Linked DNA regions of Mus musculus: all the other regions are linked to region 2. Evidence: chromatin loops called from intact Hi-C (ENCODE). Cell type or tissue: heart. All regions are shown on one strand. Region 1 holds the start of Mepce (methylphosphate capping enzyme). Region 2 holds the start of Gnb2 (guanine nucleotide binding protein (G protein), beta 2). Region 3 overlaps Agfg2 (ArfGAP with FG repeats 2). Region 4 holds the start of Lrch4 (leucine-rich repeats and calponin homology (CH) domain containing 4). Region 5 holds the start of Mospd3 (motile sperm domain containing 3).

What was found. Peaks named below come from ENCODE experiments on the same cell type or tissue, not always from the same donor. Only the 100,000 strongest peaks of a DNase experiment are listed, where the experiment ranks them.
Region 1: it touches region 2 in a loop (8-fold over the local background); 5 of 42 quality-filtered maps call a loop at or near these places.
Region 3: a loop joins it to region 2, with 2.1 times the contacts of the local background. A loop is called at or near these places in 4 of 42 quality-filtered maps.
Region 4: it touches region 2 in a loop (2.1-fold over the local background); 5 of 42 quality-filtered maps call a loop at or near these places.
Region 5: it touches region 2 in a loop (6-fold over the local background); 12 of 42 quality-filtered maps call a loop at or near these places.

What each region holds. Positions count from the first base shown.
Region 1 is chr5:137,785,738-137,790,737 of GRCm38, forward strand. It overlaps Mepce (methylphosphate capping enzyme), which reads right to left and starts at 964. Exons shown (of 4, transcript NM_144913.3): 1 at 1-964. The coding sequence starts at 325. Zcwpw1 (zinc finger, CW type with PWWP domain 1) reads left to right here and starts at 2,065. Exons shown (of 17, transcript NM_001005426.2): 1 at 2,065-2,208. In heart, a CTCF peak has its summit at 2,110; DNase peaks (open chromatin) are centred at 674, 1,024, 1,594, 2,054 and 1 weaker place; H3K4me3 peaks cover 2,727 bases; H3K27ac peaks cover 2,446 bases; H3K27me3 peaks cover 269 bases.
Region 2 is chr5:137,531,507-137,536,506 of GRCm38, forward strand. It overlaps Gnb2 (guanine nucleotide binding protein (G protein), beta 2), which reads right to left and starts at 1,800. Exons shown (of 10, transcript NM_010312.5): 1 at 1,633-1,800. In heart, no CTCF peak of the experiment used is centred here; DNase peaks (open chromatin) are centred at 485, 1,035, 1,785 and 2,145; H3K4me3 peaks cover 2,584 bases; H3K27ac peaks cover 2,713 bases.
Region 3 is chr5:137,650,321-137,655,320 of GRCm38, forward strand. Agfg2 (ArfGAP with FG repeats 2) reads right to left here. Exons shown (of 12, transcript NM_178162.3): 9 at 4,819-4,899; 10 at 3,443-3,571; 11 at 2,110-2,195; 12 at 143-1,502. The coding sequence ends at 1,449. Among named protein-coding and RNA genes, the nearest start is that of Irs3, 7.1 kb to the left of the region's middle. In heart, CTCF peaks have their summits at 2,358 (motif pointing left) and 4,676 (motif pointing right); a DNase peak (open chromatin) is centred at 2,358; H3K4me3 peaks cover 56 bases; H3K27ac peaks cover 696 bases.
Region 4 is chr5:137,626,871-137,631,870 of GRCm38, forward strand. Lrch4 (leucine-rich repeats and calponin homology (CH) domain containing 4) reads left to right here and starts at 2,253. Exons shown (of 18, transcript NM_146164.2): 1 at 2,253-2,556. The coding sequence starts at 2,337. Gm20605 (predicted gene 20605) reads left to right here and starts at 2,253. Exons shown (of 22, transcript NR_033148.1): 1 at 2,253-2,556. In heart, CTCF peaks have their summits at 1,313 and 2,321; DNase peaks (open chromatin) are centred at 1,301, 2,051, 3,951, 4,451 and 1 weaker place; H3K4me3 peaks cover 3,882 bases; H3K27ac peaks cover 3,931 bases.
Region 5 is chr5:137,599,036-137,604,035 of GRCm38, forward strand. Mospd3 (motile sperm domain containing 3) reads right to left here and starts at 1,673. Exons shown (of 5, transcript NM_001254762.1): 1 at 1,236-1,673; 2 at 942-1,017; 3 at 559-788. The coding sequence starts at 1,440. It also overlaps the pseudogene Gm7285. In heart, no CTCF peak of the experiment used is centred here; DNase peaks (open chromatin) are centred at 786, 1,806 and 2,106; H3K4me3 peaks cover 3,652 bases; H3K27ac peaks cover 2,386 bases.

The sequences.
Region 1 (5,000 bases), 250 kb after region 2:
CATTGCGAGGTCGAGGAGGGGCTGGGGGACCCAGGTCCGTCCCGCCCCCTCCCCGGCGCTCCTCCCCCACGTCCGCAGGAGCGGCGGCTCGCCCGTGGGGCTCCCCGTGCGCCTGTGCCTGGGGGCCGCCCCCTCCGCTGGCTGCGGCCCCGGCCGAGTGCGCGCGAGGGCCCGGCCCGTGTTCTGTCCCATCACGGAGCTCCCCGGAGGCAGCCTCTTGGTGCGATTGCACCTCGGGGCCGCCCCCTCCGCCCGACTCATCTTTGAGCGGCGGCGGCGGGGCCGGCACCAGAAAGGGCTCCTTCTCCGCCGCCATCTCGATCATCTCCTCTCCCTGTTTAATTTCCCCTTCTCAAGCGAGGGTACTGAGAAGAGAGCAAGGGGAAGCCCCCTGTAACCCTTCCTAAGACCACCTCACTCCCTCCTTCCCCGAGTGCGCGCGCAGCTCTGCCTCGCGCCTCCACCTCCCTCCCGCGACACACCAAGCGCGCTCCACTCGCCCGCGAGACCAAAACAAGATGCCCGCGAGACCCGGACAAGCCGAGGAACCAACTGCGCGTGCGCCGACTCCCTTTTCTCCGCCACTACCACTCTGCCGCGAGCGCGCACGACGGGCGCGCGTCCCGCTCGCCCAGGACCCACGCATGCGCGCTCCGCCACCACCCAGGCTGCGCGCGCATCGGGAGTGCGAACCAACTTAACGGCTCCGAGAGTTTAAATACAGCCCCCCTCCCTAATTACCTCACCCTCCCCCAGCCCGAGACGCCCACCGCCCCACACGGACACCCGACTTCCCTTCGCTGCTAAGTCCAAGCCCTACTGATATCCTTTGTCTCTGCCGTGCGATCCCACCCACCGTAGGCGGGGAACGGGAGCTGGTGTGAAAAGGTCTCCTTGACACCCGACCCTTGTTCCTGAGGAATGAGGCTCCGCCGTCTCCGCCCGGCTCTAAACCCAACAACCTCCCTGCCCCGCCTCCTTCCTCCCCCATCCCCGCCCCTCCTGGAGAGCGCCTGCGCACAGTCCTTTTGGACTTGCGCGGGTTGAAGGGGCAACACGTGCTGGAGATGATGTTCCGCCCCCTCCGCTCTAGGGGCGGGGAGTGTGACGTCGTTTCCTTAGGTTCATTACACGCAGCGTGCGTCAGCACGTTTCCAAGGGGCGTGCATTCCCAGCGAAAGAGGCGGGCTCATGAATTATTCATGAGCGATCGCTGGTCTTTTCCCCACCCCTTCCCCCCGCCCCCAGCCTATCTCATTAGAATTAGGACTTAGGAGAACCTGAGGAGAGGATGATAAAGTAGGCTAAGGAATCGAGACCATTGTCTCAAGAACTGTTATCAATAAAATGCAATATATTATTTAATATATTTTCTGAATTGAAAACAAACAAGTACTAAAACATCGAGATTGTCCAAACTCCTCTTCCCCTGAAATGGCCCAGTTGTTCAAGCGGCCCTCCTCCTTCCACCAGGGACAAACATCTAGAGAACTACGCCTTCCTCTCCTCCCTACACCTACGTCAGGCCTCGGACGCCGCTGCCATAGTGCAGCGCCTGCGTATCGGTCCCTCAGCGCCACCCGCTAGCGTTGCGGATTTTACAGCATTATCCCTGCAGCTAGACACACCGCGAATGTGGGCGGGAAAGGGTATCGACCTGTTTGGGCTCCTGTTTCGGCCAATGGGAAGCACTGATTCTATGCAGAATCCTCAGACTGATGGCTGGCGGAGTTTCCCAGTCCACAGACTATTTGTCAGGAAAGAGCACTGTAGAGGCAAGGGGGGAGCTCAAGATGGTTTCAAAATTTAAGAGGGTGACGACAACTAAAAGGTAGGGAGTGATAGCACGAAAACAGGAAAGAGAAAGCGATTTGAGGCAGAGATAAGAATGAAGTGCCTAGGGCGCTTCGCAGGATATTATGGGGGGGGGGGCGCGGAACTAAAGATGTCAGCGAGGATTATGGAACTTGTAGTTTCACTAGGCTTTCGTTCTTAAGATGGCGGGCTACTCCGGCTGCGCAGACGCAGAAGCAACTTCCAACTGCGCACGCGCAGCACCTGAGCGCACGCCGCTTGGGGGCGGAATTTGTCCGTGTCCTCGCGCCTTCTCCTGGTGGCGGGAAAAGTTGCTCGAGGTGGAAGGGATGTGCGGAATGGCTGCGACAGCGTTAGCTGCGCTTCACCTTTAGGTCCTCGTCGCCCCAGAAGGTAGTTGTCTTTTATGCGACTGCAGAGGAAAGTGTTAGTTGTGGTGACTCTCGGTACCTGTTGGCTGAGGAGAAATTTTCTCTTCGGAGCCACAGCGGACCTTAGCCCCTGCTCTTCAGAATCGCTAATCTTCAGAACAACAACAACAAAAAATAACCCAGTATTGCGGAGGGAAATGAGGCGTTGTGGGACAGCGAGGCTGAGCGGGAGCAAAGGGGAAGAGGCTTCCATGGTGGCGTTCTTGGTCCGGGAGAGTAGCGAAGCGTTACTTGACGCTCTGAGGGGAGGCGAGGGTTGTTTGCCTGGGTGAGATCTCTGCTTTTAATGGCCGTCGCGGAGAGAATTGGTAAAGAGAGAGGAAAAGTAGAAGACCACTCAAAGGCCTCCCCTCCGCTGTGGGGTTCAGTATACATGGCCCCGCATCTTGCTATCTGTAAGCAGAAAGGACGCGCGCCCGCCCTGCGAAGGCCTAGGGCACAAGGTCCTCGAAGCAAGAGCATCCCCGAGGGCAGCCTGAGGTCGGGACACGGGGGTTGGGGGGAGCGGGAGCGATCCAGAGATTGCGGTCAAGGATAGAAATGACTTTTTTTTTTTTTTTTTCCGAGACAGGGTTTCTCTGTGTAGCCCTGGCTGTCCTGGAACTCACTTTGTAGACCAGGCTGGCCTCGAACTCAGAAATCTGCCTCCCGAGTGCGTGCGCCACCACGCCCGGCTTAGAAATGACATTTAATGTCACGAAAGAAACTGTTTTGCTCACAGGTGACCACACATCTTCGGGGTTTCTTCCACCACCTCCCCCAACCCCCACCCCACCGCGCCCCGAGCCAATACACTTTACTGTGAATTTTATTTGTAATGTTCTGTGGGAAGTCTCGTTTGGGTAGTTCCTTCTGAGAGTAAATCTGGTGAGGGTAGGTAGAACATCTTTCTTTCTTTGATTCTTTCTTTATTTCTTTCCTTGTTTTCCTTGTTAAACGTTTAAAAGGTCTGCAGAACACAGATGCGTGCTCACAAAGTGAACTTAAAAACAGGTAAAACATGAGAATAGGCAGGAGTTCATAGGCTATTAGGCAATGTCAAAAAGCCATCAATTCCGTATTAAAGGGAATGAAATTTTCATTTATTCTATCATTATCATCATCATCATCATTTTTTTATGTGTGAATGCTCAGTCTGCATGTACACCTGCAGGCCAGAAGAGAGCATCAGATCCCTTTATAGATAGTTGTGAGCCATCATGTGGTTACAGGCACCCCTGGAAGCCAGTGCTCTTAATTCTTGAACCATCTCACCAGCTCCTCAGTCAGTCCCCCTCCCCTCTGCCTACACAGTGCTGCCATGCACCACCACTGCCAGGGCCCAGGACAGGAAATTTTTAAGTGAATTTATATTTTTTAAAAGTTTTATCACCCTTATTTATTTGTTGTTTGTTGGATGTGTGTGTTTGTGCACATGCTGTAGAGCATGGGGAGGCCAGAGGTCATCCTGTCCATGTTGTGTCATCCTGTCTGTCCATCCCTGCCAATCAAGTGGGATCTGAGATCAGTTTCAGATCATTAGGCTTGGGGGCAAGCACCCCTACCCACTGAATTATCTGTAAGCATTTATTCATTTATTCATTTGTTTGTTTGTTTGCCTGTCTGTCTATCTATCTATTTAGCCACCTATCTATTGCTTATTTGTTTATTTTCTGAGACAGAGTCTTGTCTGTATCCCTGGCTGTTTTCAAGGTCACGTTGTAGCCCAGACTGAACTCAAAGTTGAAGCAACAAACTTCCTTCAGTCTCTTAAGTGCTGTGAGTATAGCCGTGAACCCCTGGTTGTGTTAAACTATATTCTGAAATATAGGAGGCTTTGTGTGTGTCTATATTTGCTTTTGTTTTTGTTTTGGAGGGACTGCAGGGTTTTTCTGTAGTTCTCAAACTAGAACATTCCCACGATTGAAATTTAGACATGGCTCACTATCCTAGCTTAAAAGTGATTGAAAAGTTTTGTTTGCTTGTTTTTGTTTTTGCTTTTATTTATTTATTTATTTTGGTTTTTTGAGACAGGGTTTCTCTGTGTAGCCTGGCTGTCCTGGAACTCACTCAGTAGATCAGGCTGGCCTTGAATTCAGAAATCTGCCTGCCTCTGCCTCCCAAGTGCTGGGATTAAAGGCATGCGCCACCACTGCCCAGCTTTTTTTTTTTTTTTCTTTTTTTAAAGACTTATTTATTATTATATCTAAGTACACTGTAGTTGTCTTCAGATGCACTAGAAGAGGGCATCAGATCTCATTACAGATGGTTGTGAGCCACCATGTGGTTGCTGGGATTTGAACTCAGGACCTTCACAAGAGCAGTCAGTGCTCTCTCCAGCCCTTGTTGTGTTTTTTTTTTTTTTTTAAATGGTAGGGTCTTGCTATGTAGCCATCAAATTTGAACTCTAAATCCTGCCTCCTGAACGCTGTTATTAAATATAGTTTTTATGATTTTTAGAAACTTAGAGTCTATGATAATAGATATACTGAAGGATTTACTTTTCTTTATCAGTATAAAGAGGGAATTGGGGGGGGGGCTGGAGAGATGGCTCATGCAGGTAGGAGCACTGACTCTTCTTCCAAAGGTCCTGAGTTCAAATCCCAGCAACCACATGGTGGCTCACAACCACCTGTAATGAGATCTGATGCCCTATTCTGGAGCAAGCAGGTCTGACCGGAGCGAGCAGAGGTCCTAAATTCAATTCCCAACAACCACATGAAGGCTCACAACCATCTATATAGCTACAGTGTACTCATATACATTAAATAAATA
Region 2 (5,000 bases):
CGACCTAGACTCCCGCCTCTTACCCAGAACCGGCCAGGGTGGCTGTTTACAGGATTTGGGAAAAGCCGATTGAGCACTAATAGGTTCGGGACGGCTCAACCCGGGATAATCCCCATTCCGGGCCGGCTGCACCCCATTAGCTGCTGGTCAGTGCGAGAGTAGCGGGGAAGGCAAACCCCCAAGCCGCCAGCTCCCTTCAGCGCCGAGGTCGCCCGCCCCGCTGCGCCCGCACAAAGCCCGTGGGAGCCTCTCAGAAGTAATTAGGGCTCCGAAGAGAGGCCCCTGGCCCCGGGGCGCGGAGCTGCTCTCTCCCAGGCGCCGGCGAGCGGCCCCAGGCGGCTCGGCCCGATGCCCCTAGGCACCCCTAGAGCCCAGCTCTGTGCTCAGCAGCCCCCGAGGCCTAGCTGGCACCACTCCAGCCTCCGACGTCCTGCCTTCCCGGGACACCTGTGCGATCTGGCCGTGTACACTGCACTCTGGCGACCCAGGCGTCCCCCACCCAGCTCCCACTTCCCCCAGACACTGGGCGTTCCTCTTCCCCGAAGATATTTCCCCTCCGTAAGTTCAGCTTTCTGCGCCAGTGCCAGAGGATGCCCCTCCAAAATGAGGGAGGGGGCAACGACATAGCTACCACCCCACTCCAGCTGTGAACAAAAGCCCCTTCCTTCCAGCTGACAGCAGCCCAGGCCTGGCCTCAATGACACAGGCCTGGGGCAGAAGGAAAACAGGCCAGGAAGAAGACACTGGGTCGGGGGCCATGCTCCCAGCCCTTAGATCCCCATTACCCTCCAACGTTCCCTCAGCAGCTCCTCGATTCTAGGGATAAAGCAACCATAGCCCCCCCTCCAAAAAAAAGGGTGCCACCGCCTCCGCAGGTGTGAGAGGAGGAAAGAGAGGGTCCTCAGATCTGGCAGCTGGACGGCGCGGGCTGGCCGTGCTGCGAAGTGCAGTGGGCCAGGCCCTTCAGCTCGTAGGACCTCCATTTTGCCCAAAAGAAAGCTGGACGAAGGGGACAGGCGACTAGGTGCCAGACCTGGGTAAGGATTTGTAAAAAGAATAAGGTGCTGAGATCTCCAGCTTAGGGGTCGGGACTGAGAAAACACTGCCAGAGCCCGAATCAAGGGGCAGTAGGGTGGAGACGAAGACAAGGGTGGCCTTGAGGCCTTAACTGGATCTCCTAGGATTCTGGAGTTCTGCAAGGCTAATGCAAGCAAGGGTGTGAAACGAGTGGGCACGAGGGCTGTTACCCAGGGGCAGGCAGCAGGGTGGTGGTGGGGAAAGGGGGCGGGACAGGACATAGAAGAAACCCAGAATTTAGCCCCCCAACTATTAAGGGATCAAGAGGCAGGCGGGGCTGGGATGAGGGGGGTCTAGATTTTAAAATAATTGCCACTGATATTGCAGGGAGCGCATGCATTATTGAAGCCGAGGGTCCCCCCCCCCCCCCCAGTTCCCCTTCCGGGTTTGGAAACGACCGGGCCAGAGGAAGGGAGGGGAGGTCTGGGAGTTACGTCCGTTTCCCAAGAGCCAAACCCGGGAGACGGAAGGAACCGAGGCTTCCCCCTGCCACACACACACCCGTGGGAATTTGGGGCTGGGGGAGATGAGGACTCCTTTTATCAGCGGAGGTACCTGAGGTGGTGGGACTCTGCCAAGGGGTCGCTTGGAGGAGCGCGGGAGGTCCTGTCTTCCTCCGCGGCGGAGGCGGCAGCGGCGGCGACGCGGATGGATTTCCTCAGTCACCCCAACTCAACCGTCCAGCGCAGCTCTCCCCAGAGCGGAGGGATCCCGCCCGCCAGTGACGCGGCCGTCGCCGCCGCGCCCAGGGCCAGGCTGGACGAGACCAAATACTCAAGTGTGTGGGGGGGAAGGCTAGAAGCGAAAACACCACTCCAGGAGCAAAAGATGCCTCAGCCACAATAAAAGCACAATTCCACGTTTTTCTAACTCATCAAAGATCACACGACGTAGTTTATTTCCAGAAAAGGAGCAAGACATCCTCTCTAGGGACAGCAGAAGTGGTATAGGCATAAGGGAGGGGGGAAAAAAAAAATCCCAGGTCACGTGATCGACCTCCTTCAACCCCCCCCCCCTCCGGATTGGGCGGCTCCAGACTGGAGGCAAGAAGGCCCAATTCTCGGGTTGGCCACGCCCCCTGGTGAGGCCACTCCCTTCCCGGAGGCGGAACTAGGGAAGTCTAAACCAGTGCAGGACAGTGGGGCAGAAAAAGACAGCGAGTGGTTGGTGACCACTAGAATCCCATAAAATGCAAGTTAGAGGGAATTACACCCAGACAGTTCTTCAAGCGCAGCACTGTGAGGGGTTGTAGGCTTCCTAGACTAGGCCTCATACCGCCGCAGCAACAGTCCATATTTATTGATTTGCATACTTAAAGGTTTTTGTTTTATGATAGAGTTTCAGGAGCCCACCACGTAGCCCAGGATGACCCTAAACTGATAATCCTCCTGCTTACATCTACCAAATGCTGGAATTACAGATACACAACCCTGTGCCTGATTTATGCAGGGTAGAACTTAGGGCTTCATACATGCTAGGCAAACACTCCACCAATGGAGCCACATCTCTCACCAATACTTTTGTTTATTAATCCTCATGATGCTGACTATGGACTCAGGCTGCAGAGTTGAGATGCGATCTCAACTTTAATAACCATTGAAGAAAACTACACTGTGGAGCACCCCACCGAGGGAACACAACATAAGAATGTGCCTGGATTTCCATATCTGTTAAATGAGTATATTGAAGGTTACCCTTGAGTCTCCTGGATTGTTGGAGAACTGTCCCGTCCCCCGTCCCCCCATAGATTGTGAAAATGTTTTGGTAAAGTCCGAGTTGTCCTGTGGCCTTTGAGACAGTCCTCGGAGTTTAGGAGATCAAAACACACTATTCAGCCGGGCAAGGTGGCACACACCTTTAATCCCAGCACTCGGGAGGCAGAGGCAGGTGGATTTCTGAGTTTGAGGCCACCCTGGTCTACAAAGTGAGTTCCAGGACAGCCAGGGCTATACAGAGAAACCCTGTCTTGAAAAAAACAAAACAAAACAAAACAAAACAAAACAAAAAAAAAACACTATTCAAAATAGACTGTAGTGAAGTATACTCGTAGAGAGGAAAGAATAGAAAGTTCACATTTGTCTTCACCCACATATTGAACTAGAGGCCAGCCTGAGCCACAGGAGACCTTGTTTCAAAAAGTGTGTTGGGGGACAGGGTTGGAGAGATGGCTTAGTCAGCAAAGTGCTTACCATGCAAACATAAAGACCTGAGTTTGATCCCAGAAAACCAAGTAAAAGAAAAAAAAACCCAGGCACAGTAGCCACACCTATACTATAGCCCCAACACTTGCAGGCCAGGATGGAAAGAGCCCTGAGAGTTTGCTGGTCAGGGAGTTCATGTGAGAGCTCTCAAGTTCTGTGAGAGATCTTGTCTCAGATATTAAAGCAGGAGCAGCTGGCTTGGCAGTTAAGAGCACTTACTGCTTTTCAAGAGGACCAGGGGTCAGTTGCCAGGCCTCACATGGTGTCTCATTACCTTCTGTAACTCCAGTTCAGGGAATCAAATGCTCTCTTCTGATGCACCAGGTATGTCATGCAATGCGCACACGTGCATACATGCAAAATATTTATACACGTAAAATAGCCACAGAGTAAATGAGGATGCCCCCACCCCCCTCTGCCAACTTAAACCTCCAAAGCATCAGATGTGGTGGCCCACACTTGTAAAAGCCAGACCTCCATAACAGCACCCTGTCTCAAAACCACAGAACAGAAAGCAAAACAACACCAGCAAGGCCACTCGTTCACCTTTCCCTTTAATTGACATTTATTACGCACAGATTATTACACGTGCACTTATGAATCCCATGACTTATATAGATAACAGGTTAAACATTACAGTTTGGAAAAGATCTTATAGATAGTTTTACTTCGGTTTCCTCAAAGTACCGAGGGCCAAAGTGACTTCCTTAAAGCCACATAGATGAGCAAGCTGCCTAAAGCCAGCCTCTGCAGAGCCACATCCTCCTCAGGCTGGTTTCAGTGTTAACGAGTTTCCCTGGTTTAGCTCATCCAGCAATATTCACTGAGCCCCAGTAATGTACAGACGTTATCCTACTCCCGGAGGATAGCTGCATACCTTGCAAGGAGCCTGTGGTTTACAGAGAAGAAAGATCGAAGCCAGGCATGGAAATACAACAAGTGTCCATGCTCTGGATTGATTGCCTTGCTTTTTATAACAGAAGCAACTTAAGGAAGGGTTCATTCAGGCTCGCAGTTTGAGGGGATACAGTCTACCTTGGTGGAGAGAGCTCAATAGCAGAGGCATGTGAACTGGTCACAATTGCTTATACACAGTCAGAAAACAGAGAGGAACACTGGTGCTCGGCCGGCTTTCTTTCTCCTTTTTTTATTTAGTCCAGAGCCTCAGGTGAAGCCATGGTGCCTCCCACACTCAAAGTGGGTCTTCCCACCTCCACTAAGTCTTTCCAGAAAGACCCTTTCGGACACACCTAAAAACACGTTGCCTAGGTGATCCTAACTCTTATCAAGTTGACAATCAAGATTAACAGTCACGGGGCTGGATTCATTCTCTGTCTCTCTCTCTCCACTGCAGCAGGGAACACACTGCATCTCAAGGAGGAAGGTAAGAGCTTTAGATTTGAGGTGCCAAAATGTCTACTGGGTTGTGCAGAAGGTGGTCTAGGGTTCAGTGCAGAGATCTGGCTTGGAATAGAGCCCCAAGACTGAGTGGCACATTTAAGCAGATGAAGTCATTAAAAAAAATCAGGGAAGAGACAAAATGGCCAAAGACCAAACTCTAAGGAACTCCAGCATTTAGAGGTCAGGCAGTGTCCAGATTGCCAAAGCAGAAGCCAGAGAGCTGCAGAAAATCAGGAGAATGTGGAGTTCTGGAATCCAGAAATGTCCTCAGTGGGGACCACAAAAGGATAGTTGTTCAGTGCTGCAGACAGATGAACCAAG
Region 3 (5,000 bases), 120 kb after region 2:
GCTTCTTGCTAACAGAGGGTGCGCAGTTCAGGTCACGTGTTTATCAGCCCAGGCAGTGAAGATCAGAAGATCCAAGTCAAGGCTCAGTCCTGTTGACTGACTTGTGTCCACTCCAGCTGGCACAAAACAAGACACTCAGAGCTTTTTTTTTTTTTTTTTTTTAATCCTTTCAAACGCAATCTTTTCCGACATTGCCTCCAAACAAGCTTTGGTGCAGATATTTGAGAACAGAGGGAGGAATGTGGAAAAAAGAAGAAAAAAAAAAAAAAAAAACCAAACTCCCCAGCCAATCGCAGACTTTTCATTGGAAAAGCCTAGCCTCTGGGGTACCCCTTCTCGTGTGTATTGTGGAAAGCGTCAGGACACTTGGTTGTCCTCCCCTGAGCCCTGGGGCTCCGGGTTTGATTATCCAGGCACAGGCAGGAGTTACCCTATTCTTCAAGTTCCCAGGAGGAGTCTAGACAAGTGCTCTACCACTGAACTACATCCTGAGTTCTCTGTTTTTACTTTTTATCGTTTTGTTTTTTTTTTTTTTCTTCCTTTGAGACGGAGGGTCCCAAAATTGTCCAGGCTAGTCTTGAACTTGTGATCCTCCTACCCAAGTCCCCCAAGTTCAAGGGTTGTCTAGGAGAAAAAGAATGGCCAGCGGTGTTTATCTGTTTACATATGTGTATGCATATATATATTTATTTATGTATATAATAGGCTATATTAGAAAAGTCTCTATTTATAAATATAAAACACTGGTATCCAAACATGACAGGGCTAACTAAAGTGCTTGACAGGAGGCGGGCACGCATACTCTGTAGGTCAAACTCCCCCACCCTGACGGACAAGATGAGGGGGCAGCTAGGAAGAACTGAGGTGGAGAGAAGTGGGTGTGGCCGAGCCTGGCAAACAAAAACACTAGACACCAGAAGCTCCGCAGTCCCAGGGCTATCTGGTGGCTTTCAACACCAGGCCTCATCTTTACCCTACATTCGAGCTTTGCTTCCATCTGGGAGGACAGCGGCAGCTTTGGAAGGTTGGGTGTGGAGGAAGTTGCGGCTGGGGCTGTGCCTAGCTTCTCTCCCCACAGGCCAGGAGGGACAGGATCGAAGACTGTCTTCATAATTAATAATCTGACAGAAATACACCACTATGGGGTCTCCTGGTGAGAGTATCTTTGCTCCTTGTGGGCTTCTTCCTGGGTAGGTGTCCAGCAAGGAAGAGGAAGCCCCTGGGCGGCAGACCAGGAGGCTAGAGTCTGAGTCATCTCCAAGTCACACTTCTAAACCTCCCCTCTTCCCAGATCCAGAAGCCCCGCAACCCAGGCCCAATCCCAGCCTCAGACCCACAGAAATGCCCCACAGGCAAATGGTCACCAGAGCTCTGAGGGGTGCAGAAGTAGAAGTTGTTCCCCACACCCCCAGGAGGGGAGAGCCCCTTCTTCCCCCAATGACACAGTGCTACAAGAATGGGTTTGTGGTTGGAGGTTTGGAGGCAAACGCTGAGGATCCAGTCTGCAAAGAGACAGCAAAAGGTTACTAGATTAGCGGGGCGGGGAGGGAAACTGCTGGAGACCACCCAACGTCACCACTCGAGAAACAGACAGTAAGGGAGATTAGGGGACACTGAAGGGAGTGAGGGACTGAGTGGGGCCTGGGAGCTGGGTGTGGATGGACACACCTGAGATCTCAGCACTCAGATGTCTGAGGCAGGAGGAGCCTGAGTTTCAGCCTAGCCTGGGGTACACAATGCGACTCAGTCTCAAAAAAAGGGAGGAGGTGGGCTGTGTGTGTGTACTGGCTTCATGGGTACCTAATCTTGAATCCTCAGCACCCATATAAAGCTGGGGTGGTCTCATGTGCACCTACAACCTCGGTGTCCCTCGAGGGACAGAGACCGGAGAACCCCTGGGGTTCACCAGCCACCAGACTAGTTCCAGGTTCCATGAGAGGCCCTATGTCAGGTGGAGCGTGATAGGGAAGGCCACCGGAAGTCCTCCTCTGGCCTCTGTGAGTGCATGGGTACACACACATGCACTCCAGGAAGGGGTCTTAGTTATACCCCACATTACCACCTTCTGGAAAGATCTGTGTGTCTCCAATGTCACAGTGCAGTGCTTACCATGAAAGGATTGGTAGAGATCCCAGCCGGCTGGCTCAGTGGCCTCTGCCCCAGCTTAGAGGTCCCCAAGTCGCCAAAGGAAGATCCTGGGAGACAAGGACAATAATTTGGTTGACTGTGTCTCTCACCTTCCTGAAGGAGAGCAGCTTGCTACATTCCCAGGGAGCACCCAAGAGGGATCCTTCCAGAATTCTCCTTAGAAAAGTATGGAGCCATCAGGAGACAGAGGTAGCTCTGCAGCTCCTCTGGGCCCCCTACTGGTCAGAAAGGGAACTAGGTCAACTCTCCATCTGTACAGGCAACCAGCGCCCCACCCCCTGTAAACTGTCTTCTTAAGGGTCAAGAAGAGTAGGCTGAAAACAAATCCTTAAAAATATTCCGGCCTGGCAGTGGTGGCCCAGGCCTTTAACCCAAGCAAGGCCAGCCTGGTCTACAGAGTGAGTTCCAGGATAGCCAGGGCTACACAGAGAAACCCTGTCTTGGAAAAAAACAAAAACAAAAGATTATAAACAGCCAAGCATAGTGTCATGTTTAACCCCAGCACCCGGCAAGCTGGGAGGATCAGGAATTCAAGGCTAGCCTGGGCTACACACTGCAAACCTATCTCAAAACAAAACAAAAAAAATAAGAGAAGGTAAACAGGGGCTGGCAAGGTGGATCAGTGGTAAAGGCTTCTGCCAACCTGATGACCTGAGTTTGATACCCAGGACCCCCGCGCTAGAAGGAGGGACCTGACTTATCACAAGTTGTCTTGACCTTCATGGCAGTGCTATGCCATGTTCACCCAAACACACACACACAAATGTTAAACAAAACAGGCGAAGGCTGGCGAGATGGCTCCACACTTAAAACCACAGCCCACTCTTCCAGAGGACCAAGGTTCACATCTTGCAGCCAAAACACCCACACATACCAAATAAAATTCCTTTTAAAAAGGGTATGCATATGGAGAGAGAGGGGTGTGTATAGGCTCCTGCCTTCTTTATTGGACTGGGGCTGGAACTCAGTGTCAATGGTGCCAGGCAAACTCTACAGTGAGCTCCAACTCCCGCCCTCTTTCCACTATGTGAGCCTTCCCGGCAGGCCTTGCACTTGTCTCAGCCTCTTGATTGCTGGGATAAATCAATGCACTTGCGCACTTGGTGTGCACAGTTTCTGTGTAAATGCAATGCCGTTCACGTGAACTGCATGAGTTATCTATGGAGTCCGGTGTGCATGCGGGGTGGGGGTGGGGTTCCTGGAACAGATCACACACAGTCTTCGGAGGCTGCACTGTCCAGATGTACAGTGGGGATATGCGGAGGAAAGAGGGGCTCATACCCGGTCCTCTTACCATTCTGCTGGTCGGCCAGTCCAGCCTGTGTGGGGAACACGGGTGCAGAGAAGGGACTGGCAAAGGCCCCGGAGGGTGGCACTGGCTGGAGAAGGCCAGGCCGAACACTGCTCATCCCAAAGCCAGGCCCTGTGGAGCGAGAGAGGGGAGGCTCAAACAGACTTCAGGCAGATGAGCTGACATTTTCCCACCTTAACCTCCCCATATAGAAAGTGGGGTCACTTTTCCCACAGTGGGAAGCCCTATAAGCCTGTGATCGCCATGCTCCTGGGGCGCCTGGCTTGAAGGGTGCAGTGCTCGTGAACCATGCAGAACTGGGCCCACAGATAAGGGGACTTATGACCCCTCGCTATGTCAGCTCTCATTGATTCTCTCTCCCGGTGTCCTTCCCCCTTATGAGGCAGGGTCTCACGTAAGCCCAAGCTGTCCTTGAGCTCACTATGTAGCTAAGGATGGCCTAGCTTCCCAGTGCTGGATGACAGCTCTGTGCCTTCATGCCCAGATCTGCTTTATTCCCTAAAATGGGCATGGGACCCATCTCACTGGGCCACCATAAGCTGATGGAGCGAGGCCGTGTGTGTGTGTGTGTGTGTGTGTGTGTGTGTGTGTGTGTGTGTATGCGCGCATGCGTGTGACTCTGCTCTAGGCGACCTCCTGTCTCCTCAGCCTGAGTCCCCATCGAGCTAACAGGAGTTGAGGAGTTTAAGGGACAATAGAGGCTGTGGAGGGCCCAGGGCAAGGAACTACAAGGCCTTGCTGACTAACAAGGACGGGGAATAACAAGAACTCTGTTCATGAGGGTTCTCTGGTAGCTTAGGCTTGGAACACTGAAGGAAGAAAGCCTGGCTGTTCCAAGGGATGGATCTGCATAGGGGATTGGAGACAGGAGCATCATAGTGCCCTCAGCTAAGAGGAAAAACACTTGAGAACCGACTTGGGGGAAAGGCATGCTTCCCTCCCCCTCCTCTCTTCTCTCCCTCCCTCCCTCCCTCTCCTCCACTCACCCGCTTCTCTCTTGACTCTCCTTCCTTTAAATCTTTTTTTTTTTTTTTTTTTTTGAGACAGAGTCTCACTATGTAGACCAGGCTGGCCCGGATCTTACTATGTACCCCAGCCTGTCCTTGAACTTGTGACGATCCTCTCTCTTAAGCAGTACTGTTATTACAGGGGCGCACCACCATGTGGCGTTTTTTTCTGTGATACTGTTATGGCAAAGATGCTTCTATTTTTAGTCCACTAGGTGGCTTAGATTTACAGCTGGAACTAGCGGGGGCTAGTGTGGAGAGCGTGATGGTGACTGCTCTTTGGACCATGAGAGACATAAGGTTAGGAGAGCTGGCACTCTAAAAACTTCAAAGTTGGTTCTGAGAACTTACCTGAGGCTAGACCATTGGGTTGGAATGGGTTGGTAGAAGGCAGCTGGGCTTGGGCAGGGGTGGCGAAGGGGTTGGTGTAGGCTGCTCACAGCACAAAGAGAGAGACGTTAGAGAAAAAGATGGTTTGAGTCCTTTCAATCTTGAGGTGCTTTTCCCACCTCCCCTTCCAGGTCTCCACAGGT
Region 4 (5,000 bases), 95 kb after region 2:
AGTACCATATAAATGCCTGGATGCCATGGAACTGGGAGTTTCAGACGGCTGTGAACTGCCATGTGGCTGCTGTGAATACCATCTGGGTCCTCTGCAAGAGCAGCAAGTGCTCACAGCTTCTCAGATCTCTCTCCCCAGACTCCTTTTTAATTGTGTATGCCTGTGTGTACGGGTGGAGGGACGTGCCTGTGAGACCAATGCCTGTGGTGGCTAGAAGAGAACCCTGGGAGGCCAGGAGCAGGAGATCCAAGCTGTTGTGAGCCACTCTCTTGGGTGCTTAGAACAGAAGTAGACCAATATACATTATTGGCCAGCTAAACTCACTCTCCAGCCCCCAGTCTCTAATACTTTAGTGTCTAGGCATATCAGTATAGCAGGAATGACCAGAGATGAGAGAGCAACTTCAGTTACTGGTGGTCAGGCAACACGGAAAGCAGACGTGGTCTTCTGTCACTACACAAGATTTTAAGCTCTCTAATCGAGCCCTGCATGAGGGTGCACACCTATAATCCCAGCACTTGAGAGGTGGTAACAGTCAGGAGTTGTTCATGGTCACTCCTAGCTACATCACCAGTTAGAGGCCAGCTAGAACTATAGGAGACCTTGTCTCTGAAAGCCAGTCTCCCTCTTTTCCTTTAGGTCACCATGCCACCCACATTGAGAAAAAAAGACTGAAATTATGGGGCCATGTTAGCCACAGCTACAGCCACATTGGTAAGCTGTGGAGGCACCCAAGAGGGAAGGGGGATGCTTAGTGGCATGCCTCACCACAGGATTAACCTTGGAAGAGCCGAGGCGATTAAGGGTGTTGGGATGCCTGTTTTCTAATGACTAGAAGCCACACAGGGAGGTTCATTAAACGCTAACATTCTTCTAAAAGCAAATCTCAAAGGAAAAAAAAATATTCTTTTACTATTATCTCTCACATCTGGGACTCCTTCCTGTATCTCAAGAAGTTTTCTGGGGTTTTTTTGTTTGTTTGTTTGTTTGTTTGTTTGTTTTTGTTTTTAAAAAAGGTTAGTTTGGAGTTATGTAGTCCAGGCTTGCCTGGAATTGACCTCGAAGTCCCGATCCTTCTGCCTCCTCTTTTTAAGAACTGTCACGACAGGCTCATGCCACCACACCCAGCTTCAAATAAGAGGTTTCCAATAGACAAAGTCTGTTATGAAAGTATGTGTGGGGGAGTTCTACTGGAGGTCTGAGATTTGTCCAGCTTCCCTTTCCTCATTTATAAAAAACCCGAGGTCTTAGCCGGGCGGTGATGATGCACGCCTTTAGTCCCAGCATTCGGGAGACACAGGCAGGAGGAGCTCTTGAGTTCAAGGCCAGCCTGGTCTACAGAGCAAGTTTCAGAACAGCCAGGGCTACACGGAGAAATAAATCCTGTCTCGGAAAAGCAACAAACAAAAAACCCCCAAAGATCTTGTTCTAGAGGCCATGAGATCCTTCGTAGTCTCTAAAGTTTGGTCTGGCCATCACAAGTCTTCTCCAGGGGGACTTTGGCAGGTCTGACGACTTTCCCTCTCTGAACTGGAAACCCCCTCACCGGTCATCCCCAGCATTCCCATTAGGGACTCAAGACTGCGCAGGAGGAAATGGTCCCTTCTGTTGAGACAACAGCCTGAGTGCTGAGTGGGGCATCCCTCGCCCTTCCTCACTTCTCGGATGCTGGTTTGCTCCCCAGTAAGCACAGCTAGTACCCAACCCTAACCCTGCACTGTCAGGCCGCCCAGCGCGCGCCTTTTACGATCTTTACCTGCGTCTCAAAAATTCTAGCTCACCCACCTCCTTCTGTCTAGCGAATGGAGCACCTCCTAGCCCATGCTATTGGTAGGCAGAACCGTCCCTCAGAGAAGAGGCCGGGACAGGTTCCTTTTGTAGGTTCTAATTGGTCTTCTTCACAGTCACTCGCCTGAATCTAGATTGCAATTGGTCTTGGTTGAAAAAGCAGGTTTGTGGTCTCTGGGTCTCTAATACCCTAAAGTTGAGACCTGTAGTCCCCGCCTCCTGGGCGGGTCTCATTGGCTCCATCTCCAGCCTCGAGAGTTGTGATTGGATGTCGCTGCGCGGGGCGGGCCGACCAGGAACCGCGGCCGTTGGCGGGGTGCTCCTCTTCACCCCTCCCTTCCCTCAGTGTAATCTAGAATTGAGAGGCTCCACCCCCTGCCGTTTTCTGATTGGGCACTTCTAACGCGTCTCTGGTTCATGATTGGTCCGCGGAGTTCCTGACCCTCGCTTCCTCCCTTCAGTGGGGACTACGGCGGCTCCGAGGAGGGGGAAGGGCGAGAAGGGCCGGCCGGTGCCGTCAGTCAGGCAGGGGGAGCCGCCGAGAGCGGATGGCGGCAGCAGTAGCGGGCCCACTCGCCGCCGGGGGTGAGGAAGCTGCAGCTTCAGTGTCCTTGCCAGGGTCTCCTGGTCTACCTGGGAGCCGTAGCGCAGAACGAGCCCTAGAGGAGGCTGTGGCCACCGGGACCCTGAACTTGTCCAACCGGCGTTTGAAGCACTTCCCCCGGGGCGCGGCCCGCAGTTACGACTTGTCAGACATCACCCAGGCTGGTGAGTTGCGCTGGTGCCCAGAGAGCAGGGGACCCATACTGGACTGCGACCCTCATTTGCATAGCCCCGCCTCGCGTTCGATTGGGCCCACCCCTTCACCTGGCAGTCTTGAACGCTCGCCCCTTGGGATTGGCATTGAGCCCGCGACCTCCCCTCCCCTGTGTAAGAACCACTGGACAATGAGTTCGCTTCAAGAGTGCACAGAACACTTTTGGCCGAGCTCTAGGAGACTCTTCCCCTTTATTTGCATATTGCGCACCTGTAGCATGGTCCCGCCCCTCACCTGGTTGGCTTCTTCAACCCTAGATCTGATCAACCCTTAAAGCAAACTTCCATGTAGAATCTATCATTAATCGCTACATTTTCACCCTTTTAGTCGTTTCCAACGTCTTTCTCACCCGTCCACCACAATCCCAACAAGCCCCGTTATCTCTTTCCTAAAGGGTCGCTCCTAACAACCCGACGTTTCTGCTTGCTTTTCCGTAGTCTCCCCAAGTCCCAGCCCCTCTCCGCCGTCCACCCCAGCCTATCTATGTGAAAGAAGTGAATCTCTCGCCCTTAACTTTCCACCCATTATCCCCCTATCCCCTTTCTCTTCTTCCTGGTTTTATGAGGTCACTGTGGAGTTTGTGATCTCATAGGAACCCTACAATTCTGCTTTCCCCTTAGGGGAGAAACTTGAGGCAGCTTGCTGAAAGGAAGGACATTGTATCTCTTAGCTAGGAGTGCTGACCTCCTGGAGACTCTCCAGTCCCTGCCCTCAGGACCCCTCTAATCATGTCCACCCCACCCTGGTGTGTGTGTGTTTGGGATCCCACTAATCATGGACACTCTACCCTTGGGTCTGCTATGGCCAGGCACTGGGGACTGTACTATGACAGGTGAGTCAGGCTGCTTAGGAGGCAGCCTATGAACTTGGGCTGGCAGCTGAGGGCGGGGAATCACAACAGAGGGCTACATTCCGGGAGCCCCACCCCAGTCTGGGCTGGAGTGTTAGGGCCCCTTCTGCTCCTCTCATCTGGTCCAGGGCTGGATCAAGCTGGATCAAAGAACACATTGCTCCAGTAGGTTCCTGCCCACCTGCAATTGTACCAGGCTGGCTGGGGCACAATCTCCTCTTACAGCTCTGGAGAGAAAAAGTTTAAATCTCTCTGTTTTTAAATGCTTTTTCCCTACACAGTTGAATGAGTCCTGGGAATGGGTGAGCCCCAGGAGCCATGCTTACCCCTCCTAGGTCCCCCCAGCCCCCCAGCTCCAGATTGACCTCAGCAGCTGTGTGACACTGGCCGTCTGTTCCCTTTCCCCTCCCCCTCTTGCTTGTTTTGTGACCAAGACCAAATGTTTTTCTTTACTTCCTCAGGGCTCTGTCTCAGTGAGTGGACTCTTGGGAAAACTACCAAGCCCTCCCAGCCCCTCCTAGCTCCTGCCCCAACCCAATCTCCTCCTTCAACATTCCGGCCCAGGGTGCAGCTAGGGCTCCCCCGGGTGCAGGCTCACTGTGTGCTGAAGTGGGAAATCCCCTCTCTGCCTTCTCCAGTCTTGTTGGAGCCCAGGTTCTAGGCAGGTGGGTTCCATTATGTCCAGCCATCGTCCTCTGTCTTCTCGCTCCAAGCTGGGAGCTCCTAGCCTGGGAGGGCGTGTGTGTATGACAGAAACCCAGAATTGCCTGGTGCCCTGTCCTCTGCCTCCCCTTACCCTCCAACCTAGACTAAGTGCTTCAGCATTGTGCTGCTGGGTTAGTGTGTCTCCTGCTCGCTGTCTTTCCTGAATGTTCCCTCCGTGGAGGGAACCAAGGATTGTGTTCCCGTGACCTGCTAGTAGAGACCTGGGTTGGGGCAGGGCAAGTTCTAGCAAAGGAGAAGTGTCGATCACTCTCCCACAGACCACATCCTGTGCCCCTGAGCCCTGCCTCCTCCAGCCTGGGCTGCTTCCGCCCCTGACTTCTGCTCCTCTACTCTTTACCCAATCCCAGTTTGGTCTGCACTCCTATGCATGCATGCATAACACTTATGCATTTGTGAGCACAAAGGGAAGAGGCAGGTGTTGGGCATGGGTGGAGGACCAGATGCGGGCCTCCCACCGTCTCCGGAACTGTTCTTCCCATATCAGCTCAGTCTGTGTTCAGTGGGGCAGGAGCAAAGACGAGAAAGCAGTTTGCAGGGCATCAGGCTACTATCCCTGAGAGACAGATGTACAAGCCACAGCCTAATGGATTGTTTCTACTCCGTTTCCTGTCACAAGACACATTTCCTTTGGGGAATGTTCCCCAGCTTGTCTTCCTCTTAGCTTTTGCCCCCTACTGAAGGAGGACCTTTAAAGAAGCTCACAACCACTCGGGCCTGGGTTTCCCCTAAAATACCCAGACACCTCCTAGGGCATGCTGACCAGAACAAACAGAAATGTGGCTTCTAGGGGTCTGTGGTCTGTGTCTCCACACTGGAGGG
Region 5 (5,000 bases), 68 kb after region 2:
ATACACATACACAGACACACACACAGCACACACACACCCCTGAGCCCAGAGACTTCTTCAAACCCCATTTAGTTTCTTTCTAGGGTATTGCGACTGCGTCTTCTCTCCCTACAGAGGTCCCCAGTGCAGGGCTGGGGTTACTGCTCAGCAGTACAGTACTTGGTACCTGGTAGGCCTTTGCCCAGTACTGCAGAAAACCAAGACCCGTGGAGAGATGACTCAATCAAAAAAAGGGCTGACCATGCAAGCATGGAGATCTGAGTTCAGTTCTCCAGAACATACTTAAAACTGGGCATGGAAGTGTATGCCTATAATCCCAGTGTTTGGGCGGTGGAGGCTCTGGATTCTGCACCGCCCATCCAGTCTACAAATGAATGTATATTAGGTTCAATGAGAGAGCCTGTCTCAAAACAACTAAGGGTGAGAAGAGACTGCACATGTGCTCAAGTCCATGCATAAGGACCCACATGCATATACTCACACAATACATATACACAATACCACACACACACACACACACACACACACACACACACACAAAGAATCTGTTCAACTCACTCTCCTGAAGATGTCTGGCTGGGGTCAGTCCTGTCCACACAGGAGGCCCTGGGTTGGGCGTTGGCTCAGAATGTCCCTGAAGCTCCAGGGGGTACGCTGGGGCTCGAAGAACAGAGGTGATGTCTTTTCTTCCAACCACTCGTCCCTCAGTCCCCTCCTCAGACAGCTCAATGCGGAATCTGTCCTGGACGTCATAGTGGCTGGGGACGGGGGCCACGTGCCGTATCACACTGAACCATTGGGAGGAAAGGAAGTGAGAGGCAACCAACCATGTAAATCCAGATCTCCTCCCCAGAAACTTTTCCCAGAGTGACTGCAGTCAGCAGGAGAAAAGACAACAGGTAGCTGTGGTGCCTGGCTGCTTCCCCAACCTCCCCACTCACATGTCAATGCAGGACTGAGGCTTCACATATCCCTCTGCATCGAATACCGTGTATTTGGCAGGTGCTGTGCACAGAACTGTCAGATAAAGATACGCGAAGAGATCTTAGGCAAGTTTTACTTATAGTGCTCCACCGGGGCCCCTCATGTCAGCAACCCCGGAGATGGACATGATTTTTTTTTCAGACCCAAAGCTAGGCATCTTGCCTCTTGATTAATTCCTCCAGCCCACACAGTCTTCCCATATCCTGCTACTAACCCCCAGAGCCCTAGCTCTAAGGCGCCCGTCTCTTCACCTCGGAAGCGAAGCGCAGTTCCCGTGGGGTTGTAGAGGGTCAGCAGCTGCCGGGGTCCACTTCTCTGGTCCGCCCTGAATACTAGATCCGGGGGAAAGACCAGCACCGGGACAACGGGTCCTGAGGAAGGAGGGGAGCCCCGGGACCCCCGCCCAGGGGCCCCCGGACCCACCAGCTCCTGGTCCTGGGGCGCCCCACGGCGCATGCAGGCTCTGGGCGGTCGGACATCCGAGGGCAGAGCTCAGGAGGACAAGAGGGTCTTAGAGTTTAGGGCTAGTGACGCGATGGATGAAAAGAGGACAGGGGGAGATCATGAGCAGAGCGAGGCCTGATGTCACCACTGCCTTGGAACCCCGCTAGATGTGGATCCTGCAGCCCCGGGCCCCGGTTCCCAAACCTCCTCTCCTGCCAGCTGGGCCCCAGGTTCCTATAGGCCCCGCCCCCAAACCGCACCGCAGTGGCCACGCCCACCTGGCTAAAATCCGTCCCGCCTCGTCGCTTCCCAATCCGGGTCTTCCGGTTTGGGGCGCAGTAAACCCGCCCTGTTTCTGACCACGCCTTTTCCGGGTCTTCCCGCTCCGATCTCCTGACGGACTCTGCTCTTTGAGAGTCCCTGACCTCCAGGTCACCGAATTGTGTCCCTGTGCCCTTTCCTTGAGCTCGGCATATGCTCTGCTCGGGATCCCGCCTGTGAACAGCCGCTTGTACTGTGATAATCACCTCGCGGTCAAAGTTTCCTCCGGTCAACTTGTGACCAAATTAAGGGCGCCATCTTCCCGAGAGTTCCTTTATGCACTTCCGCCGTACGGCCTCTCTTATTGGTGGGTGCTGAATCCCTTCCGCCCCAATGTTCGCTGATTGGTGTTCTTCAAAGACCAAACACGCCTCCTTTGGCACCACTGATTGGCTTGATCTTGGTAAGAATTTTATGTGTCCTGAGTTCCTTCTCTGTCTGAGAGTTAAGTGCGAGAGGCGGGACTGTGAGCAACGACCTAGCGTTTGTTTATCTGGGCCTGGGAAACGTATGATTAAGTCAGTAATCAATAAGCAGAACTGGATGAGGCAGGAACTTTTTTTTTTTTTTTTAAATAAGAGGGTTAGTGCTGAAGGGTTCGGACCCAGGTTCGCTTCCAGCATAGACATAGTGACAACTATAACTCCAGTTTCTGGGAATCGAACGCCCTCATTTGACCTCTGACAATACGTGGGTCATATACATGTAAAGAAAACTTTCGATACTAAAGATGTGCCTACAAACCAAAACAGGAACCACCAAGAAAGCAGGAGAACTTTTTCTAAGCCGGCGCTCCGTCAGGACGAACATGTTCAGCTCGAGCGCCAAGATCGTGAAGCCCAATGGCGAGAAGCCCGACGAGTTCGAGTCTGGCATCTCTCGGGCGCTTCTCGAGCTGGAGATGAATTCTGATCTCAAGGCGCAGCTGCGGGAACTCAACATCACCGCAGCCAAGGAAATTGAAGTTGGTGGTGGTCGGAAAGCTATCGTAATTTTTGTACCAGTTCCTCAGCTTAAATCTTTCCAGAAAATCCAAGTCCGGCTAGTGTGAATTGGAGAAAAAGTTCAGTGGGAAGAATGTAGTCCTCATTGCTCAGAGGTGGATTCTGCCCAAGCCAACCCGGAAAAGCCGAACGAAAAATAAGCAAGAAGCGCCCCAGAAGCCGCACCCTGACAGCAGTGCACGATGCCATCCTTGAGGACTTAGTCTTCCCAAGTGAAATTGTGGGTAAGAGGATCCGTGTGAAACTGGATGGCAGCCGGCTCATAAAAGTTCACTTAGACAAAGCACAGCAGAACAACGTGGAACACAAGGTTGAAACTTTTTCTGGTGAGTACAAGAAGCTCACAGGCAAGGATGTTAATTTTGAATTCCCAGAGTTTCAGTTGTAAAGAAAATGACTGAATAAAGTGTCATTCATAGTTAAAAAACAAACAAACAAACAAAAAACCAGGAGAACCATTTGGAAAGGGGAAGGTGATAGGGGACAAGAGATACAGTGGGGGTGATTGTGATCAAAATACATTTATACACGTTTTATATACAAATTGATCAATTTATTTCTGTAAAACTCATCTGTAATTAATATGATTAGAAAAAAGACAGAAAAACAAAAAGGAAAAGAAAACTACCAAAAGTAATCAGGCACAGTCCTGTAGTTTCAGTAGGGACAGGTGGGATTGCCACAAGTTTGAAACTCACCTGGTCTGTTACACAAAGGGAGTTCTAGGCCAGCCATGGCCACATAGTGAAGTCTTGTCTCAAAACCCACAAACATTGGAGGTGGGGAGAGATATGGTAGCACACACCTCAAATCCAAGCACTCTGGAAGCAAAGGCAGGTGGATCTCTCTGAGTTTGAGGCCAGCCAGGGGGTATAGTGAGACCCTATCTCAAAACAAAATAAAATCAAAAGCAACAACATTGGACCAGCAAGATGGTTTCACGTGGTAAAGGTGTTCGTGTGGAGCCTAAAGACCTGAGTTGCATCTTCAGGGCTCACTTGGTGGGAGGGAAGAACCAACCTCCATGTGAGCAGAGCTGTGTGTATATATGCACATACTCATATGTGGAAGTGTGGACGTGTACACCTCAACGGGTAACTGTAAAGCTAGGTGTGGTGGTGCACGCCTTTAATTCCAGCTCTTGGGAGGCAGAAGCAGGTGGATCTGCCTACAAAGAGAGTTCCAGGACAACCTATGCTACACAGAGAAACCCTGTTTTGGAAAACCAAAAATAATAAGTAAATAATAAATGTTAAAAAAAATTAAGTTATTTTTATGGGAAAGACTTCCCTGACAACTGATTTATCATGCTTTTGCTTGGTTTTGTGTGCTTATTTTGTTTCTTTATTTTTCAAGACTAGCCCTGGCTGTAGACCAGGCTGGACTGGAAATCAGCGATCCACCTGTCTCTGATTCTTGAGTACTGAGATTAAAGGAGTGCACCACCACTGTCTGTCTTTCTCTCTCTCTCTCTCTCTCTTTTTAGGTTTATTTATTTATATGTATATGAGCACTCTGTCTGCAGGTACACCTGCATGCAAGAAGAGAGCATCAGATCCCAGTATAGATGGTTGTGGAAAAACGAATTTAGAACCTCTGGGAGAGCAGTGCTCTTAACCGCTGAACCATCTCTCCAGCCTATGAGCCATCAGCCCCAGCCTTGCTTTCTTTGCATGTCTCTTGATATTTAATGTCATATTGTGTTCATCTCTCCTCCGGAGAATGTCTTCTCCAAAACCAGGGACATTTGTTTTCTGTCACATTTTCAGTACTTAAAAGGTAATCTTCGATTTTCCCAAGGTCCCGAGTTTAATTCGCAGCAACCACATGGTGGCTTACAACCATCAGTAGTGGTATCTCATGCTCTCTTCTGGTGTGTCTGAAGACAGCAACGGTGCACACGTGTGCGCACGCACGAACACACACACACACAAAATGAAAAAAATTTTAAAATGATAATATGCCATTTGGCCAGAACAAAGGAATGAATTAGATGAACTTTGAGCAGAGATCTAATCAGACTCAGGAAGGAATCCAAAATGTATCTATGGGAAAGAATTCCAGTTGGAAGGAACAGCAGAATCTTGAAGCAGACCTGACCCAGAGAAGGAGTGTTTGCAAGCACAAGAACCCGTGTTCGAATCCTTAAACAAAAATGTAGAGCCTAGCAATGCGTTTTATAGTCCTGTGGAGGAACTCCTGAAGCTATAGTGGCCAGCTCTGTTTCCGAAAGGTGGCAGGGAGGAC